Regions from separate parts of the Homo sapiens genome. Here region 1 is linked to region 2. A link is an interaction called in ENCODE POLR2A ChIA-PET data of the cell type or tissue named here. Cell type or tissue: OCI-LY7. All regions are shown on one strand.

Region 1 (2,500 bases), 120 kb after region 2:
CTACTAGGACACAGCTAAGGTCTGGGCTTTTCTTAATGAGGGAAATCAGTTCGTAACTCTTTTGCCAACAGTTAATTTTGGATTTTCTCCTCTTAGGCTTCCAAGAACAAAACACTTGTTAAATGTCATCAATGAAAACTTTGGAACCCTTGCCTTCTGCCGCAGATGGCTGGATCGCTTGGGAGAAAGTAAATACTTGATGGCTCTGAAGAATCTGTGTGACTTGGGCATTGTAGATCCATATCCACCATTATGTGACATTAAAGGATCATATACAGCGCAATTTGAACATACCATCCTGTTGCGTCCAACATGTAAAGAAGTTGTCAGCAGAGGAGATGACTATTAAACTTAGTCCAAAGCCACCTCAACACCTTTATTTTCTGAGCTTTGTTGGAAAACATGATACCAGAATTAATTTGCCACATGTTGTCTGTTTTAACAGTGGACCCATGTAATACTTTTATCCATGTTTAAAAAAGAAGGAATTTGGACAAAGGCAAACCGTCTAATGTAATTAACCAACGAAAAAGCTTTCCGGACTTTTAAATGCTAACTGTTTTTCCCCTTCCTGTCTAGGAAAATGCTATAAAGCTCAAATTAGTTAGGAATGACTTATACGTTTTGTTTTGAATACCTAAGAGATACTTTTTGGATATTTATATTGCCATATTCTTACTTGAATGCTTTGAATGACTACATCCAGTTCTGCACCTATACCCTCTGGTGTTGCTTTTTAACCTTCCTGGAATCCATTTTCTAAAAAATAAAGACATTTTCAGATCTGAGAGCTACATCTCAATGTCTGTGGTTATAATTCTGGACAGGATAAATAGCTAAACTTAATGTAGGCAAATGCAGAGACATTTATCTGAAATGTAGACCTCTACACTGAGACTTTTCTGGCATAGTGGCTAAAACAAGATCTACACATGCATAAAAAGGGACAATCACCTTTTCTTCATAAATATACAGCTTTAGGAATATTTCACCATTCTTTGTAGGACATAGTAGTCCTTGTCTTTTTTTCTCCTGACATTGGAAAGATGTGCTAATTGAAACTTGACTTAGTAGGAACATTGTGCCAACTCAAAACCTTGATTTAGTAAAAATCTCAATGTTTAGATCCTTTGTCCAGTGGTGGTGTTTATCAGGGAATGTATTCAGCTTGCTCAGAAAACCAAAAGGGTATTAAAGCCACAAAAGCAAAGAAGAAAAAAAAAAACTTCCCATGTTTGGATCTTGTTCTAGTTAGAAAAATTAAGTTGAAATTCTTGGACTTTTTCATTCATGAGGCAAATGCTGTAATACCTTCCCCTTTGACAGGTTTGGATTCTTAACATTACTAGTGGTATTTCAGGAAGTGACGTTACAGTTACTTTCCTTATAGCGGCTAAGTGTATTAAGTTGAATGTAACGATGGTAATATTAATTTGTTTGAACTGAGGCCCACTACTGATTCTTTGACAAATTGAATTCTTATATTTAAATAATTTTATGGGAATGTTCCATCATAATTTCTAAATCATTTATATATCAAGGTAGCCTTAATTTGTATATGTTTCAGTACAATGAGATTTTATTGCCTCTGGGATGCTGTTTAGTTTGTATTTTGTTGAACGTTTTTATCCTAGGAAGAGAAACCTATGACTTGTGTACCTAGATCATCTGTTACATTAAAAAGCTGCTCTTTCAGCATTAGAGCTATAAATGAATGTTACCTTGTCGGGAAACAATCTAGGTTTTAGCTGTATGAGCTATGTTTATTATGGTGCTAATGTTCAGTAGCCACATTTGACTAATGTCTCCATTCTCTGTGATGCTGTGGCTAGCAGCAGAGCTCGCCAGTTCATGCCTGGACATACTGTCAGGGCTGGGCCCTCCAGCTAGCTCCTTTGGGGTTGAGTCCGTATCTTTTTGATGTGGAAGTATAAAGCAAGTATCTTGATTTCTAAACCCAGCAATTTTAGAATTGACCTTTATGAGTGAAGACTTTTGGAGCTTTTAAAGACCTTGGCAGTCATGATCTCAAACCAATTAGGAGCTCCAAGCTCCCTTCCCAGGTAACTGTTGGGAGCAATGGCATCACTGTATGCCCTTGTAATGGCTGGAAGGGACATGATCTTGTAAGTAGGAAAGCTGTAACTAAAAATTGTATTGTTTGCTTATTAGCCATGTATCTCTTAAAATTTTGTTATGTTTACAACGATGTACCTTATTGGCAACAAGTTATTAGTTTGATGTTTAACAATAGTGCCTTTAGTAAATTATTTTACAACTAAAACATGTTGTTTTTTGTTAGATCAACTTAGCAGAATGTAGACGTCCATGTTGAGATTTAAGATAAATAGTAAGAAATCTAAGTTTCTGTTTATTGTTTAGGTTTTAATTTTATTGTTGGTATTTTGAGACATTTTTCACACTAAAATTTAGTGGAAAGTACTACAGATTTCCCAGACCCCCCCCCAATAATATCCCCCTTTTCCAAGCCTCCCCCCAT
Region 2 (2,500 bases):
TTTCCATTGGCATGCCTAGTATGTCTATGTATTTGTGTTTTGCATATACAGTGTTTCATTCCTAAAAATATATAAAAGAGTTCTAATTAATCAGCTTAAAAAATAAAAACACAAGCCAGATACTAAAAAGGAAAAGACTAGTCAAATGCTTTTTCAAGTTATGTAACAAGTAAAATTAATAAATAAGCTAGCTTTAAAATTATTGGTAAAGTAATAGTTGAAATGTCTCAAGAATTACCAGAATACATTTTTGTTTGCATTTATTAATCAAGCAATTTCATACTTATCCGGGCCAAATACTATAAGGTGTCAAAATTTGTCACAGAGGTTACAAAACTATAAGCCCATCTCAAGACAGAATGATCTTTGCTTGTGTAATCTTTAATAAATAAGACATTGATATTGGTTTAATGAAAATAGCTACATCTTGAATTATTTAGTATAATTACCGTAACTTCTAATCTTGTGGCTTCAGGCAGTCTAGTCCACATGGAGTAAGGAGGTCTGTTTTGGGAAAGGATTGTTATTGCCTTTGTTTCAAAGCTCAACTATAAATTAAATTTCTCCCAAAGTCCAGGAATGAACAAGGACACCTTGGAGGTTAGAAGCAAATGGAGTTAGTTAGGTCATATCTTTTTCACTGTCTCGGTTACAGTTTTGCAACAGTAGTTCCATAACTTTAAATGACTATTGCAGTTTTCATAAATAATCTAGGTAAACAATATATTAAAACAAAATAATTAGGTAAATGTAATAGGATACTTGCAGACAAATTCATCATAATTTAGAATATAAAGTTTTATTAAATTAAATAATAGAAATTTCATTATTTGGGTATTTTCCAATAAAAATATAATTGTAGGAAAACATTCTTTCTAAAAAAAAGTGTTTCCTCTTAAAAAAGTTGAACAGTTTTTTTCTAATTCAAAGCTTATTTAAAGATCATGTGTAAAACAAGGTAAAAGGAACCAGGAAATAAAAGAGATATAAAGACAGTTTTTTTTTTTTTTTTTTTTTTTTTTTTTTTTTTTTGAGACGGAGTCTCGCTCTGTGGCCCAGGCGGGAGTGCAGTGGCGCAATCTCGGCTCACTGCAAGCTCTGCCTCCAGGGTTCACGCCATTCTCCTGCCTCAGCCTCCCGAGTAGCTGGGACTACAGGCGCGTGCCACCACACCTGGCTAATTTTTGTATTTTTAGGAGAGACAGGGTTTCACCATGTTGGCCAGGCTGGTCTCGAACGCCTAACCTCAGGTGATCCACCCGCCTTGGCCTCCCAAAGTGCTGGGATTATAGGCATGAGCCACTGTGCTCAGCCAAAGACAGTTACAAAAATAAAGAGGTATTCTTTATTGGTAAGAAAGCTTAAAGAGAAATAATTTTATTTGTGGAAGAATCTTGTATGGTAAATTTAGTCCTAAAATAAAATAACTAGTTGTTTAAGAAGGAGGGATGTTCAGGACAAACTAGAAAGTCCAAGCATGTCATGAATGGTTGGTATAAGTCACAATAAGAGGATTAATATTTTTTAAAAATCCAAAAACTTTTAAATGATCAGGTTGTCATATTAAGTTTTGGTTTGCTTAGGAAAAAAACCGACATATAAAAAATGTTTTTAACTAAGGTTATTACATCCATATAGCTTCCTGTATGTGCTTTTATATTTCTTGTGACTGAGTTACAGGGCTTTGACTCCCTCGCACTACACAGCTCACATTCTAGTTGCAAAAACTAAACTCAATAAATGAAAATTTAATTTCAGATTGTGAATAGTGCTAAGAGGAAATGAATAAAGTGATGGGCAAGAGTAAAGGAAAGGGCAGGACAGGGCTTCTTAAGATGATCGGAAAATCTCTTTTGAGAAACTATCTGGAAGTTGCTCAGAAGGTTAAAAATAGAGTTATCATGTGACCCAGCAATTCCAGTCTTAGAAATGGAAATGGAAACATAAATCCACACAAAAACTTGTACAAGAATGTAGTAGCATTATTCACAGCTGCCAAAAAGTAGAAATACAAATGTTCATTAACTGATGGACAGAAAAATAATGTGCGATATATCCATACAATGAAATATTATTCAGCCATAAGAAGAAATGAAGTACTGATACATGCTGCAACAGGGATATACCTTTTTTTTGAGACATGGTTTTGCTGTATCACTCAGGCTGGAGTACAGTGGTACAATCATGGCTCACTGTAGCCTTGAACTCCTGGGCTCAAGCTCTCCTTCTGCCTCAGCCTCCCAAGTAGCTGGGATGACAGGCGCATGCCACCGTGCCTGGCTTTCTTTTTTTTTTGTAGAGACAGTGTCTCCCTATGTTGCCCAGGCTGGTCTTGACCTCCTGGGGTCAAGTGATCCTCCCGACTTGGCCTCCCAAAAGTCCTGGGATTACAGGCATGAGTTCCTATGCCTGTGCCCAGCCTGGATGCACCTCAAAAGCATTATGCTAAGTGAAAGAAGCCAGTCACAAAAGACTCTATGTTGTATAATTCTATTTGTAT

What was found. ChIA-PET counts read pairs that join two places held together with the same protein. Peaks named below come from ENCODE experiments on the same cell type or tissue, not always from the same donor. Only the 100,000 strongest peaks of a DNase experiment are listed, where the experiment ranks them.
Region 1: POLR2A ChIA-PET joins it to region 2 with 5 read pairs; 3 of 35 experiments call an interaction of 5 or more read pairs at or near these places.

What each region holds. Positions count from the first base shown.
Region 1 is chr12:95,513,556-95,516,055 of GRCh38, forward strand. METAP2 (methionyl aminopeptidase 2) reads left to right here. Exons shown (of 11, transcript NM_006838.4): 11 at 97-2,284. The coding sequence ends at 349. Among named protein-coding and RNA genes, the nearest start is that of USP44, 37 kb to the right of the region's middle. In OCI-LY7, no CTCF peak of the experiment used is centred here; no DNase peak of the experiment used is centred here.
Region 2 is chr12:95,391,874-95,394,373 of GRCh38, forward strand. LOC105369917 (a long non-coding RNA gene) reads right to left here. Exons shown (of 11, transcript XR_001749265.1): 3 at 450-593. Among named protein-coding and RNA genes, the nearest start is that of METAP2, 81 kb to the right of the region's middle. In OCI-LY7, no CTCF peak of the experiment used is centred here; a DNase peak (open chromatin) is centred at 1,508.